Linked DNA regions of Homo sapiens: region 2 is linked to region 1. A link is an interaction called in ENCODE POLR2A ChIA-PET data of the cell type or tissue named here. Cell type or tissue: Panc1. All regions are shown on one strand.

Region 1 (8,000 bases):
ATTACCCGGCTGGCGCTGTGGCTCACACCTGTAACTCTGGCACTTTAGGAGACCGAGGCGGGAGGATCCCTTGAGCCCAGGAGTTAAGAGACTAGCCTGGGCAACATGGTGAAATCCCGTCTCTTAAAACATACAAAAATTAGCTGGGTGTGGTGGTGCGTGCCTGTGATCCCAGCTACTCAGGAGGCTGAGGTGGGAGGATCGCTTGAGCCTAGGAGGTGGAGGCTGCAGTGAGCTGTGATCTGCACTGCACTCCAGCCTGGGCGACAGAGTGAGTCCCTGTCTTCTAGGAAAAAAAAAAAAAAAAAAGAAAGAAAGAAAAAGAAAATACCCAAACCAAACTCAAACACAGCAAAATAGGCTAGAAAGTATTACATTTTTTTTGAAGTTCTGCTTTCTATTCACATTTCATAAACGTAGGCAAAAGTTAAGAGATCCGACCTTCAGTCACTTACTGGAATACAGCACATCTAGGAAAAACTTACGTCAATTTAGCTTATCTCACTTCAGGAATAAAATGAATAGCTTGCCACTGAGAAGACAACTGAAATATTTACTGGCCAAATAAACTAGTACTCAGAGGCTGTGATTATTCAGGGTTGTTGTGAAATACAGCGGTCTACCAGTGAGGCTCTTCAAGCTGAAAAAATTCCACGAATGCTAAGCTTCGTAACAAAGATTATTGTTTATACGGATCCCGTCCTATGCTTCTCGGGGCATGGATACTCATCCATGAAGTCCATTTCCACCTAAAATTTCCCTCGGATTAAAGCGGAAGTATCTTAGAATCCGTCTAGGACAGAAAGCAAAGTCAACGTTCAAAAAAGCTCACCCATCCTTAAACATTTCTGTTGACTTCCAAATACTCCACTGAGAACAACACCACATGTAATGAGGCCGAATTGATTTACTTTCACGTTTCTGCCCTTCCTTTTCTTAGCTCTCCTAACAGAACCATCCCCTCTAGATCCCTGCTCTTAGCGATCTCAGGGGGCGTAATGGTTGCAGCTGCCGGGCAACGCCGGGCTTCCTTCACACTACCTCTCTTCCCAGTCGTGGTTAGAATTCAGGAACTTCTAGGTTGTGTAGAGAACCCAATCTGCAGGTCAGACGAGTGGAAGGCTAGAAAAGAGTCGCCAACCTGCTTCCTGCTCCCTCCACCTGCAGGCCATCCCGCCCCGGCACCCGCAGGCCCCTCGGGTCTTCGCAGCCCGCTTCTTCCTCTCAGGCCATCGCAGGCCTCCCTGCCGCCCGTGTGCCCGCCTCGGCGGTCTCACATCGCGCTCACCGTTCACCAGCGCCGGGGTCTTCTCCACAAGGTTACGGACAAATTGGGCCATGGTTCTGGAATGGAGAGTCCGTCGCCCCGAACCGCCGGCTGAATGTCACCCGCCGGAAGGACCCGCTGCAGGACCCCGTCCCACTTCCAAGGTCAGGCCGCCTCTTTTCGCGCCGGTCGAAGATACTTAAATGTCCAAAGATCTTTGCAGAATCCAGCCTGTCAATTTAATTTTTCAACATGGAAGAGAAAGTGGATATGAAAAGATGGTATTAGAGAGCATGTGAAGAACAGTAGGATTCCGCAGAGAAGCAGGCATTTTGTGGGGCAGCCACTCGTAGAGGTCCGGAAAACCGGCAAGGAGCGGAAATGCGCATGCGCCCTGAACCTGCAGTGCTTTTCTTGGCGCCGACCTCCGCTATTTTGCGTAGGGTGCTTTCGCCGCGATTCTGAGAACCTTTGAAGTCAGTACTGGAGAAGGATTCGCTGAGATTCTTCTAGTCCAACACGATCGTTGTACAGAGGTAGAGAGGGTCCAAGGCCAAACATATAAAGTTAGGGGCCGAGCAATCACCACACAGGCTGTCACCAGGCTCAACCCATAGCCCTTTTTATTTGAGACAGTCTCGCTCTGTCGCCCAGGCTGAAGTGCAGTGGCACGACTTCGGCTCACTGCAACCTCTGTCCCCCGGGTTCCAGCGATTGTTGTGCCTCAGTCTCCCTAGTAGATGGGACTACAGGCGCCCGCCACCACGCCTGGCTAATTTTTGTACTTTTAGTAGAGACGGTGTTTCACCATGTTGGCCAGGCTGGTCTCGAACTCCTAGCTTCAAGTGATCCACCCGCCTTGGTGCTGGGATTACAGGCGTGAATCACCGCGCCTGGCCCCATAGCCCTTTTAAAGTTGATTTTTTGTAATCCCAATCTCCCCAAAGTGCTGTATCACGATTGGAATCCATTTCCCCTAATTCCCTAGTTAACCACAAGGAGCTGTGCAGATGTGAGGAAAAAATCACCTGTATTGAACGCCCACACTATGCCAGGCATTTTGGAATTTAAAGAAAGCCTGTAAGGCATTGTCCCCATTGAGACTGGGCTTGAAAAATGGCCACACAGTTTGGAAGTGGCAGAGTTGAGATCTGAAGTTGCAATGTATACTCAGAGAGGGGGCATTCCATCAGATTAGGCATGGTGCTGATTTCAGCATACTTCCTAGAAAAGATCCTTGAGCCGATGTGTAAGAGAACAGCTGTATACTACAGAGGGCTGAAACTTCATAGTTTAATATGAGGAGGAAAAGATGTATGTAGGGAAGTGGCATTTGATGAGAGGAACAGAACTATAAGTAATGTAACCTGGGGAAGTCTGAGCAGAAGTAAATCTCCGATTTTTGGAATGGTTAGAGAGATGGAAAGAAAAATTAGAAGTGTAATCAAGGAACTAAGAACTTTTCAATGAAGGAGTGATTCTGCTGCCCTAGATACTGCAGAAAAGTCAAATTAAGGATGGGAAAGTTAATTTAGCAATATGGCAATCTTTAACTAACTAGCGCCTTTTCAAAAAATTAGGATAGAATCCAGGGTGAATGGTGAAGAAATATGGCTGTAAAGGATTACAAGTCAGAAAACCAAAGGGGGATGTGGAACTCAGGGGAGAAATTGAAGACAGAGAAGAGGCAGTCATTTATTTATTTAGAGATGGGGTCTTGCCACATTGCCCAGGCTGGCCTGAAACTCCTGGCCTCAAGAGATCATCCCACTTCAGCCTCTTGCTTAGCTCTGGGATTACAGGCACAGGCCATCCTGCCTGATAAAAAGGGATATTGACAAGAGCCCTGATGAGGCAGGAAAAGAGAACTAGCCAGGGATCTATGGGGCCTTTTCCACAGATGTGATTATGGGAGAGAGGTCTGAAAGTCTTCAAAGTCTCTGAAGTCTTTATCTTCCCAGCAAAATGAAGGCAAAGTCATCGGACTGTGAGGGGTCAATGGGAGGGGGGTATGAGAAGGAATTTGAGGAAGGAGGCCAAAGTTTGGAATAGCTGAAGGACACACAGAAGGGTTGTTGGGCAACGTTAGAGATAAGTTTGTGGTTGTACCATTCTAAAAATTGTGTTTTTCCTCCAACAATGGTCTGCAGTTTGGATATTACAGCAGAGGGGAATGGCTGAGTTAATCTAGGCTGACATCTTGCATGGCAGGGGTATGGAAACAAGGAGCAAGAAAGGGGAAGATAACAGCAAATGATTACAAAGACCTGGGGTTCAGGCCAGATAAAGAAAAACAGTGAAGCCAAAAGAGAGCTGGTTAGGAAAACCATACTGTGAGATTCATCTCCTGAGGGTAACCCCAGGGTCCCCTCCAGAGGCCTGGTAAGGCAGGCTGGGTCAGCCAGGTCACACATATTTGATGTTACTTACCTAAAAAAAAAGTGAAACGTCAGAATCCTCTAAGTTTTCAGGGGGATTTCTGAAACTGCCACTAGCTTTTAATACTGGAATAAAGTGATAACAAAGGTTGTAAGTCAGATGTTCATTTATTAAATACAAGTTTTGAACAAACACTGCCAGGCAAGTTTGACAAGAAGTAACCTTCCTGGAATGTTTCAAAATACAGTCGCGTTGATCAAGTTTTATTTCAATCAACCTTTTCATTTTCTGTTTCTAGGTTCATTTCCTGTTGAGCAGTTAGAGCATGTGCATTATTTCCTCACATGACATCAACAGTGCAGCATCAGCCTCTGGCATGTAAAGGCACCCAGTAGACTTATGCTCTGTGCAATGGCTGCTTAGCAACCACCATCAAATAAAGTAATGAAGCTTTTGTAGAGTGTGATATCAAATAGCAACTGGCACCTTCACTTGCACCATTAAAAAACCTTTAACATTTCCTTCAGTTTTCACATATCCATTAAAAAGTATATTAAAAAACAAAACCCAGACTGCTTGATAAAACATACTTAAACAATTTTCCAAGTTTAGTATTAGCCTCTTGGTAAGTTATGAGCAATACCAGAGCTGAGTAAAAGAGTCTTCATTTTGCTATCATACTCCAGCAAAGCCAATACACAAAACTAGGTATGTTAGAAAGTCTGCTCTACTAGATTTAGAGCTGCTTCTAAGTTCCAGACAAAACACCTTTTTAAGCTTCCAAGTGTATATACACACGGTGTTGTACCAAGATAACTTTTTAAAGTCTAATTTTTTTGGATATTCTTAAATTACTTCACAGAAAGAAAAAAGGCACAGAGGACACTTGGTTTCCTTACCAGTAGTGGCCTTAAGCTACACACTTGCTTGTGCAGAGTTTAAAGATATTCAGCAGCATTAATGGTGCCATAGCCATTCATAAAAAGTTTCAGGAAAAGAGTTTAAAAAAAGAAGAAAAGCTTGCCAGAAAAGGCTTACAATCTGAAGGTTAAATACAGAAGAATACAGACAAAGACTGGAGGCAGCATGGGGGTTGTTAACTAGGAAGCTGCTGGGAATAGCTGCCTTCTGAGTTTTTGTGCCCATTTTCCTCCAGTTTTCTCCTGAAAAACTCTGGTCTTTTCCCCTCGTTTTTAAAATGAGAACATCCTACTAGATTGGGTTTGGAAGATAAATGCAAATAGGCAGAAGCTTATTTTATACATAGTTCATTCTCAGAGAGGGAAAGGAGGATGATAAATATTGAATGAAGCTAATTTTAGAAAATAAACAAATCCTGTCAACCCATGCCATAAAGGCCCAGGGAGCACACTGAATGAATCTTACATTCTGGCATTTGCAAAAGTGTCCTCAATTTCCTTTTTCATTTTATAAGCACAGCAATAGGCAACACCTATTTTATATCTAGGATGGGAAGCCCTCTTAGATTTGAGGCTTTCCAGCTGATGCAATCAAAAACCCATCAAGGACTGCTTATAGCAACTTGTGTTGAAATATAAAACTACTATTTATTTGAAAGAGACCATAGTTAATAACATGTTCCAAATGAAGCAGTGACACCCATTTCTTGATCCTATCACTTTTCTTGTCACTTATGACATCTCTGGGCTTAGAAAGACAGTGATATAAAGATAATCCATAGGGGAATGTCCCTAGTCAGCATATTAAGCTGCACAATTGAGTAGTGAGCTCAAGTTCACTTATGAAAGTGGTGTCCACCTACCAACTACACAGGGCTAAGTGGATATTTAAAATGGCTGTGGACAAGGTTGTGCTCAACTTCCTACTTTGTTAATTGAAGACCTAAGGCTGTGTTAGAAGTAGCTCTTAGAAGTCAGGTCACAAGCTCAAACAAATATTAACTATATACATTTTATAATCTCAGAATTTTGTGAAGAATGAGTATGTTAGTAAACATGGCCACATACTGCATACATCTCACTATGGAAGAGAAAATATAAAGTGGTACTCAGTTTACACTAAACCAACAAAAAAGCACATGGGGTGTATGTGTATTTATATATCTCACACACTGAGATATACTGTTGATATTAGTGTCTTAAAATGACATTTTTCATGGATATGATACCCGTTGCCTAAATCTACTTAGGCCTAGTCCTTGTAGAAACAGATTTTCATAAGAGAATAAGGGCCCAACAGTCTCCTCACCCCCATCAATTGGTAGGATTGCCCTACCAATCCTCATTAAAAAGACTGTATAACAAAATTAAGAGCTATCAACAGAAGTTGCACAAGATTCCTTTAAATTCCTTTTTTAAAAAAAATTCTCGTCTATCATCTTATTCAGAAGTCTACACAAACTTAAAGGTATCTGCTTTTATGTGAAGTTACTCTGTAACACAGAAAAGGGGTTAAGTCTAGATCATGAGGACTAGTAAATACACAGGATAACAGGATTTTTCTGATAACATCAGCTGTCACTGAAATATGTGACATCACATATTTATAAAAGCAGCACTCACCAAAAATGTTTGAACAGTAATTGGAAGAGAAATAGCAGGGTGGCGGGAAGTTTTAGTAGTTGAAATAATATAATTTCATTTAGGAAAAGGAAGAAGAATATGAAGAGACAACAGAGGGTGAAAATTAGTGATGATTTCTAAACTTGGTGATGCTATAATAAGTATAATTTCCTGCAAGCCAGGGGAGCATTGTCAAGTTCTTAGGAATCTTAACTATCATAATTTCAGCAAGAGCAGTTCTCTAATTTAGTAAAAAAAAAAAAAAAAAAGAAAAAGAAAAGAAGAAAGAAAAGGAACAGAACCAGAAAGAGAGAAACCACAAACAATTGTTTATCTGCACTCTGGGGTTGGTTTTGGTTTGGTTAGTTCACAGTATCTATTCAAGTTGCTCCTTTTGTTGTTTCCTCTCTGCAAGCCACCGTTGGATTTTTTCTTTTAGTTCTGTGTTTGGCCGGATCTGGTCCATGGTGAGGGGACTACGGTTAAAGGGATCTGTTTGGTCACTGGGACAAAGAGAGAAAGGGAAATAGGGTTATTTCCATAAGTTCTAACATTCTAAGCCAAAAACAGAACACCTGGGCGTCGCATCTTAAGAATGAAGCCAGAGTGCATTATAACTTTGAGTCAAATGCCGAGTTGGGGTTAGAAAGAGTGAGAACAAGATGATTCAGGAGTTTTTGTAGCTACTTTGTCTATTTCTTTCTTTCTTTTTTTTTTTTTTTTGGAGACAGTCTTGCCCTGTCGCCCAGGCTGGTGCAGTGGCACCCAGGATGGAGTGCAGTGGCGTTATCTCTGCTCACTGCAACCTCTGCCTCCTGGGTGAAAGCTATTCTCTGACCTCAGCCTCCCAAGTAGCTGGGATTACAGGCCTGCACCATGACACTCAGCTAATTTTTGTATTTTCAGTAGAAACAGAGTTTCACCATGTTGGCCAGGCTGCTCTCAAACTCCTGGCCTCAAGTGATCCACCAGCCTTGGCCTCCCAAAGTGCGCTGGGATTACAGGCGTGAGCCACCCACCTGGCCTCTATTTCTTAATAAACTTTGTCTCAACACTGCTGTTCAGATGATATTTAATTACAGTGGCTTAAAAAATGCTATGCTTCTGTCACCTTTAGATTTCTCTAAGGCAGAGACACTATACATTCATGTCAGTGTAAAGAACTATTTGTAATTATAGTGACAGATTCTTAGAACAGTATGAGATGTTAAGGAATAAAGCCTTGTAGACCAACATTTGATTTAGTCAGCTGATTGTTATGCAAGTACATGCAGATTATGGTTTCTTGAAACATAAGAAGGTTTATGACAGATGTCAATCTTTTGGCTTCCCAGGCCACATTGGAAGAACTGTCTTGGCCTATACATAAGTTCTTGTAATGTTTTAAGAAACGTTATGAATTTTTGTTGGGCCACATTTCGAGCGATATAGTGAATGCTTAATACCAAATACCAAGAGGTAGAAAATTCTTTTTTTTTTTTTTTTCTGAGATGGAGTCTTGTTCTGTTGCCCTGGCTGGAGTTGCAGTGGCGTGATCTTGGCTGACTGCAACCTTTGCCTCCCAGGATCAAGGGATTCTCCTGCCTCAGCCTCCCGAGTAGCTGGGACTACAGGCACGTGCTATCATGCCCAGCTAATTTTTGTATTTTTAGTAGAGATGGGGTTTCACCATGTTGACCAGGCTGGTCTTAAACTCCTGACCTCAGGGTGATCCACCTGCCTTGGCCTCCCAAAGTGCTGGGATTACAGGCGTAAGCCACTGCACCTGGCCAAAAATTCATCTTTTTAATATTTAAAAATTTCCTTAACTT
Region 2 (8,000 bases), 230 kb before region 1:
CAGACCAGTACTCTGAGTCACTCTGAATCAGAGTGGAAAGGGCAGGGGAGCACAGGGCACCAGGGCAGACAGAGCCTAGGGTGGGACACTAGGGTCTGAGGATGAAAGCTGGATAAGGTTCCTAAGGAGGAGCATGGGGAAGAATGTGACACCCCAGGTCCTAGGGGCTGAGCTCCGGTTTCCCAGGAGGCAGGGTGGGTGTGGGAAGAGGAATCCACTACTGCCAAGCCCTCCCAAACTCCCTGGAGCTTATACTCACCAGAACCCCAAAGGGATGAGATTAGCTGATCTACAGCTCCCTACCGCATTCCCTCCAGAAAGAAAGAGGAAGAGGCTAGAGAAGTGCCCGCCCCTAGCCTCAGTGCAGTACAGTCGAAGGAACGTGGGATTTGGGCCAACAGGCCTGGGTTCCAATTCTGACTCTGAAGCTTATATAATGGGAGGCTTTGGGCAAAATGTGTAGCTTCTCCTACTCCTAGTTTCCTTGTCTATAAAATGGGAATAACAGCACTTGTCTTGTGATACCGTCCTAAGGACAGCATTGAGGTAATCCAAGGAAGGCTCCCAGCAAGGTGCCTGACACACACCCATGTGCTTAGGTGTGTCAATTTTCTTCCCTCCTTTCATCAGTCAGTCTTACATCCAGAAAGTGCGTTTGTAAGACAGCAGCTCAGGGAGAGAAGCATGGGATCTGGACTCAAGGAAAGTCCAGCAGCTCCCCACTTACCACCAACCCCAGGCTAACCAGCAAATCCCCTACGTCACCAATTTTAGACACCCCTCCCCAATCTCACCACCCTCACTTCCCCCACACTAACTCCAGCCAAGCAAAATGTACATGCATGTGTGCATGTGCATGGCCACAAGCTTCAGCCATAAGGGTGGAAGCTGCTTGAGCCATCCTCTCCAATCCCTCCCTCACCTCTTCCCAACCCTTACTAACACATACCTCCTCCCAGCTTTACTCCCCAAACATACACAGTCACCTGTGCCACCATCCTGTGGTCTGGCTGAGATCAAGAGCAGGTGATCACAGTATCTAGCTAGCGTGTCACAGCTGGCCAGGCCACAATACCCAATAACCCTTGTTTTATAGCTCAGCCAAGGCAGGGCTGAGCCATGGCTGGAACCGAAATGAATGCCCTTTCTAGGGCCCCTAGCTGGCTCTAATATCCAGATCTCAAATCTTTCTGTGTGTCCCAGCACTTCCACCAGACAAGAGCTCTGCAAGCACAGGGGCAAGCCTCCTCCTCCTCCATCTTTCACCTTCCTGCTGGGCCAGTGCCAAGCTCTGAATGGGAGCAGAATCCACTTTCCACTGGAAGACTGAGGGGAGTCAGAGCTTAATAATAGTTATTCTTCACCGAGTGCTCATTACAATCACATCCTATTCTGTCTTTACATCTTGTTTAATTCTCACAACAACCTGTTGTAATTCTCATTTTACAGACAAGGAAATCCAGGCACAAAAGACGAAGTTAACTTTTGTGAGGTCATTGGGATTCAAACCCAGGTCACTGGCCTCCAACAGCACGCAGCAGGGAACGAGGTGGGGCACACCTTCCTCTTGGCGATGCTGCGGAGCAGCTCAGCCTTGCTCCGGAGCAGCCCCTGGCCGGCCAGCTCGCGCTCCTCCTCCACGCGGCTCTCCCGCTCCAACTGCTGGAACTCCAAGTCCTCAAAGAGCTTTGTCTCAGTCTCCAGGGCCTCTGCCTCCTTCAACGACAGTGACAAAGGGGGTTGGGTGGTGCTTGCAATGCCACTCTGGGCCTGGAAGACCAGGCCACAGGGGCATGCGTTGTATGGGGCTGGACCCGGGGAAATTGGGTAAGAAACCTGCCTCCCCCCAGCTCCCGCTGTACTTGGCCTTGCCCTTTTGCGGGCATCATGGCCTGGAGCGCTGATTCCCCAACCTTCCCGGTTCCCTCCAAACCGCAGCACCGACCCTGGTGTCCGGCAGGTACTGCAGAGGCCAGGTGGTCCCGTCCCACCGCTCTCCTCTCTTCCTTCTGGGGCGTGGCCCGCGGGGCCGGGGGAGGGGGGGCGGTGGAACTGACCCTTCTCAGCTGCTCCTGTAACTGTTCCCGCACTGACTCGGGGCAGTTATCGAGCTGCGTCTGGAGCTCGGCGTAGAGCGCCTGGCGGGCCTCCAGGTGCCTCCGTCCCGCGGCCAGCTCCGCCCTCTCCTGGTCGGCGGGAGGGCGAGGGAGAGGGCGGGGCACAGGGGAGAAACAGAACACACACTCCTCAACTCCGGCCCGGCAGCGGCGGGAGGGGAGCGCGGGAGGGCGGCCAGGGCGGGACAGAATGGGGGTCGGCAATGGGGGTTGAGAGAGGAGAAAAAAAGGCTAGAATCAAAGAGGAGAATAACCAGGCGAGGAGAAAGAAAAGGGCAGAAAGGGAAAGTGAGGAGGGAAAGAGGTGAAGAGGGAGAGGGCCCAAGGCCAGGAGCTGAAGGTAACACGGCAGTCAGAGGTGCAGGGGATGAGGTAACACAGGCAGAGGTGTGGGGGCAGGGCACAGATTTTGGTCTCCTGAAGTCCCTTGAACTGAAATTGTTGGGTAGGTCTCGAGAAAAGGCCCTCTGTTTTCTCTCCAAACCAGTCAAGGCTGGTTCTGCATCACAGAGCCTCCAGCTCTCATCCCTCCCCTTCTACTACAGCCCAGAGACCAAAATTTAACCCAGGGAAAAAGGGTAGTGATGGTGAGGGTTAAATCCAGGGTTGGGCGTCAATCAGGAGCTGAGGATGTTAAAGCAGTGTGGCAGAGGGGACCCCAACCCAACACCCTTGGCCTCCCTCCCCTCCTGCCCAGGGTCGGGGTGGGGTGTTGGCCCTGCAGGCTGAACTTCAGGGATGAGGGTTGCAATTAGTTCGGGCTGTTTCCATGGTAATGAGTCCCAGGAGTGGGTACAGAGGGGGTGGACGGTTCTTTCTGGGGTGAGATGACACCTCTGAGGGTGGGAAGGGGGACGAGGGGAGGGTTTGGTGAGTCACCCCTCAAAGGACAGGCAGAGGAGAAACTGTGGTTACTGATTCCAAAGCCAGAGTGGAGCCATGGGCTGAGGGCAGGGGAGGGAAGCCAAGTGAACCCTCCACACCATTGCCATCACTACCACCATCACCACCACCACCATCACTACCACAGCCTCGAATAACCTCTCTTCCCCACAGAGAAAGCGAAGTCTAGGCCTCCAAAAAACTCCAGGTCAGTGGGAAATGAGGTTAGGCAGGTTCCTTCTGAAATGCTGAGCTTTATCCCTGGGAGTGAGGCCCTATGCTGAACCCAGTCACTCCCATCCCTCTACCCAACTCATCTACCCATCCCCAGAGAGGAGGACCTAATCAGGCCAGTTCCTGGGGTCTAGGTGCTTCCTCATCCTTGGACTCAGCCTTTAAAATACCCTGTGTTATAGGTGGCTCAGGAGTGAGGAGAAGAGTAGGGGCTACCCATTACCAACCTCTGATGGGTATCTGAATTTGGGAAGCCCCAAGGGAAAGCTAGGAAGGGTAGCCACTATGTTGGCAGAGAGGTCCTGTTCAAGCCCTCCAAGACCACGCCCACAACTGGGCCTCCTTACTCCTTGGCTCCAGAGGGCAGGCAGGGGAATAGGTGGAAGACAGCCTACTCTGCTGTGCAGGAAGCTGCCAGGAAGCTTCCTTGGGTTATCTCATGCTGTCCTCAGACAGTAGCCTAAGACAGCAGCCTAGGCATTTCCAATGGAAAGAACTCTTCAGTCTGAGCAGCTCCACAGCCAAGCATTTCCCCCACCCTCATACCCCTCCTGCCAATGCCCCCTTGAGTAAAGTTGAGCTACCAATCCTCCTGCCAATTCCTTTCATATAAAAACTCTGGGGTCCCACACCAAGAAAAGAAGGAGGCAGCATTAGAGGAGAGAGGCCAGGGGCACAGAGGCACCCACTGAGTTAGTGCAAAAGCGGGCATGGCTCAGCCCTACCTGGGTGGCACTGGCAGTTAGGGGCATGCGGAAAGCCCAAGTCAGTGATTAGAAGGGACGTTAGTGTAGGCCTAGTTGGCAAGCGTGGAGTTAATTTGGCACAGAATTTGGGAGTGTGGTTTTGGGGGCCAGAGCCAAAGCTCCAAAAAAAAAAAAAAAGGGTCAAAGAATTTTTAAGATTCTCAAAATTGAGGGCAGGAGGAAGAAACTCAAAAAATCCAGAAGGAAAATTAAATTATTGGAAAAATACTGTCAGATCCAGAAATAGATGACCCCTCTCCACTTCAGAGCTTTTGGCACGGTGTTGGGCATCTGGGAGTGGCCCCTGCAGGCTGGCACGAAATCTGAAAGGGGCAGGGGCAGGAGCTAGGATCACCTGGGATGGGAGGCTGCAGATCCTGAAGGCTCAAGGGAAGCAGAGGCCCGAGGGCCATCTCCCAAAGATCACAACGTAAGCACTTGTGGCATGCTTGGAGGGAGATGTTCTCCAGATGGTGGGACCCGAACTTGAATCACTCCCCAATGTCAGTCCCTTGGGCTGTGCTCACTGCCCAAGAAGGGGCTTTGGCACTTCCTAGAAGGGCCATAAAGGGCCTAGGATGGCAGGCACCCAGAGGTAGCACACAGACCCAGACAGAGGAGACCCCAGACACCAGCCCAGCCCCTGGCAGTGCCCTCCAAGCTGGTTCCTTCCACAGAGGAGGAGAAGTCACTCTGTCTCTGGAAAGCCACAGAGACCACTTGTACTGCAGAATGGATGATGAGGTGAAGGGTACAGGGCCCCAGAGAAGACATTTCTCCTTCTCTCCCAGGCCACTGGTACCCAGCACTAAGCTGGGCCAGGTGTGGGTTACCTTGTCCCTCTCCTTCTGGATGCCTGTCTCCAAGGCCACCAGCTTCTCCTGCAGCTGATCCACTGCCTTCTGCTCCTTCTGCAGCAGTGCCCGCTCTGCCTCCCTCTCTCCCTGCAGCAGTGCCCGCTCCATTTCGGCCTGGGGGCAGACACCAGGGTCCCCATCAAAGCAGCTGACTGTGGCCCCTCTCTGGGGCCTTCAGTTGGCCTAGGGAAGAGTCCAGCTAGGGACTTCACGGCTCACCTCTCGGGCTGACTCCTGCAGCTGCTGCTCTAGCTCCTTCACACGGACCTTGAGCTGCTCCACGTGCCCCAGCACCTGAGCCCGCTCTTCTTCCAGGGCTAGCACCTCTCCCTGGAGCTTGGTGCTAGGTGCATCTTCGTGCTGGAGGGGAGGGAAGCTATCAACTGAGGAAGCCTAGAGCCTTTTGGAATCAGACTAAGAAAATGGATCACCTGTTCCTCCAGGCACTTGCTGAGGAATAGCTGGACTGAGACAGGAGGCTAATTCCCTGCCCCCCCGCAACCCCCACCTTTGAGGGGAGCAATAAGGGCTCTGCGGAAGAGAATATTTACCACTGAGTGCCAGGCCTGGGTGGGGCCCCATGGAAAGGCAGGTCATAAAGCATATTTACAGCTTGGGAAGCTCATCAACACCTCCCTTCTCTTCCTTGTCTCATTTCTGCACCTCTGCTCTCTAATCTCTTCCCAAACTTGATCCTTCCCCTCACTGGACCTTGGCATTGGATACACCAGCCTCCTCTGCCCCCAGCAGGTCCAACTTCAGCCTCTTTGTCTTGCCTACCCCTCCATCTCACCTCCTGCTGGGTGCTCTCAGTGCTGCTGCACTCCTCCTTGAGATTTTCCTCATCTGAGCGCTCCATACTCTCCCATAGGCGTTGGGTGGCAACGCCAGGCTCCTCGCTGCTCCGCCCAGAGGCCCCTGCAAGGCCTCGTGAGGGCCTCCGGCCTGCCAGTGCCAATGCTGCGGTGGCCTCCCCAATGCTGGGAAGCTCCCCAGCCTCAGGTCCCCCATCAGCCCGGCTGTATTCGGCACACAGGTTCAGGATGGTCTCCAGGCGCTGGCGTTCCTGGGGAGGATGGACAGAGCAGGACATGAAGGGGAGGAAGCTGAGCCCTGGTGGGGATAGAGCCAGGTTCAGTATCCTGTCAGGAGGGAGAGCAGGGTTACAGGGGGCTAGGACATCAGTGTCAAGTCAGGAGAGGCCTGACCCCAAGACCTAGGGGAGGCAGAGGGAAACAAGGTGCCCCAGAAGTGGGCAGGAAGAACGAGGCTGTTGTGCCACATGCCCACATGGCATAACAGCCTGGTTCTTCCTGCCCACTTCTGGGACAGCCCCTTCCATCTTCCTGTTCCTTTCTTTTTTCAGTCTACCCCAGGACACACAGGAACACACCAAATGGACCCACAGTAACACACTAAACACATACAGAAACACACTGTTAAGCAGACTACAGACCACAATGAGACACAGATAAACTCAGTTGCTCGTCCTGACGCAGGTACACACAGATCTACAGACACAAGGACACATACTGACACACCAGCACTGATGCACAGGCACACAAGGATACAACATGTGCCCTGGCCCTGCATTAATAGGCAAGTACAGAGACACCAGCCCTGACATGCACAAATGCACACTGATGCACACTCACAGATAAACACAGTCTAGCATACAGACAGGTGGGCATGTATGCAGACAGACAGTGCTGGAAAACAGACCCATGAGCCCACAGGGACCAGACACCCAACCACAGACATACATGGAGAAGAGGTAGACCAAGGACACGGCCCTCTTTGTCCCCACCTCAGCTCCAAGTTACCCTCAGGCAGCCCTTGGCTGTTTATCAGCAGGATGGGCTGCTGCCAGTCCTTGAATGCCCAGGCCCATGAGTGAGTACTCCCATGGCCCTACCACTTCATCCACCCCTCTCCACATACACACCCACCCAGATACAGTCACCTCTCAGGGGCCTAGGAGGTAAAGGAGGGATGACACAATCACATTCCTGGTCTTTGTTGCCTTTTCCCGCAGGCCTACCTATAGGCCTGAAGCCTGGTTTGTGAGGCTTCCATGGCTCTCTAGGGTCCCTAGACCTCCTCAAGTGTCTCTCATCACTTACAGTTTGGCCATGAACCCAAACCGCAGGAAGTGGAGAGAAGGCTGGAGAGGTGTTCTCATACACTTACCCAGCTTCCCTCCTGTTGCTTGCCCAGTTCCATGGCAAAAAAAAAAAAAAAAAACCGGAACAGAGCCTCGGCACCTGGGAGGCTGGGCCAGTGCCTCCACCCCTGCCCCAGGACCCAGATAAGCAGCCTGGTTGAGGTGGGAGGGGCAGGGCGGGCAGCCTCCAAGACTTAAAGTGGCAGGTGAGGCAGGTCAGGACTAGTGGTAAGATGTGTGCTTATGTGTGGGAATGGGGGTGGGAAAACTGATGGAGGAGTTGGGGGAGGCTGTGCCTGCCACTCTGCCTGTGCCAGGCTCACTGCCCCCTCTCCAGGATGAGACCCCAGCTTAGAATGGCCATGCATTCCCGTCTAGACCAATGCAAAAACAGTGAAGAGAAGATGCAGCAAAGGAAAAGATGGGATCCGCCTCATCTCACCCCCATCCAACACAAACACACAATCCTATACCCTCATCCAAAACTGTCCCAACCTCTTCCAAAAGCATCTCCAGATGCTTCAGTTCTGGTTCTCATCAGTTCTGGTTCTCTTCCTCAAACCAATCCCAGGGTTCCTGCCCACCTTCCAAAGAACCCTGTTCTGCTCGTAAGGGACAGAGGGCAGAATCCATTCTTCTGTACATGGGCTCGACTGTGTACACACCAGCCAGAGCCCCTTAAGCTCCCTGAGCTATCTGGGGAATCCTGGCCCCCACCCAGCTCAGATGCCATCTCCAGGACAGCTGCCTAGAGCCACACCCAGCCCCTGCATGCACCCACGTGCATGCACATGGACACACACAGTCACAATTACACAGGCTGGCTAACGGTCAGGCCAGGGTTGCCTATCCTGCTCTGTCCCTCTACCCTGCCACCTGCACTCCTAGATGATACTGCCTGGGCCAGGATGAGCAGCTCCCACCCACTTGTAGAGGCCAAAGACAAGCAAAAAAGAAGGACAAGGTACTTTTCTAAAGAACAAGTCTCAGAAAGAGTCAG

Evidence for each region. Peaks named below come from ENCODE experiments on the same cell type or tissue, not always from the same donor. Only the 100,000 strongest peaks of a DNase experiment are listed, where the experiment ranks them.
Region 2: POLR2A ChIA-PET joins it to region 1 with 10 read pairs; 3 of 35 experiments call an interaction of 5 or more read pairs at or near these places.

Annotation. Positions count from the first base shown.
Region 1 is chr11:118,395,006-118,403,005 of GRCh38, reverse strand. UBE4A (ubiquitination factor E4A) reads right to left here. Exons shown (of 20, transcript NM_001204077.2): 20 at 3,795-6,692. The coding sequence ends at 6,566. It overlaps ATP5MG (ATP synthase membrane subunit g), which reads right to left and starts at 1,400. Exons shown (of 3, transcript NM_006476.5): 1 at 1,289-1,400. The coding sequence starts at 1,340. All of the region lies in intron 3 of LOC100131626 (a long non-coding RNA gene), which reads left to right. RefSeq lists enhancers at 1-217, 676-1,539, 1,660-1,739. In Panc1, no CTCF peak of the experiment used is centred here; a DNase peak (open chromatin) is centred at 1,555; H3K4me3 peaks cover 2,519 bases; H3K27ac peaks cover 4,509 bases.
Region 2 is chr11:118,629,109-118,637,108 of GRCh38, reverse strand. PHLDB1 (pleckstrin homology like domain family B member 1) reads right to left here. Exons shown (of 23, transcript NM_001144758.3): 7 at 5,630-5,902; 8 at 5,056-5,196; 9 at 4,813-4,950; 10 at 1,561-1,716. Among named protein-coding and RNA genes, the nearest start is that of MIR6716, 11 kb to the left of the region's middle. RefSeq lists enhancers at 1,569-2,239, 5,266-5,773, 5,774-6,282. In Panc1, no CTCF peak of the experiment used is centred here; no DNase peak of the experiment used is centred here.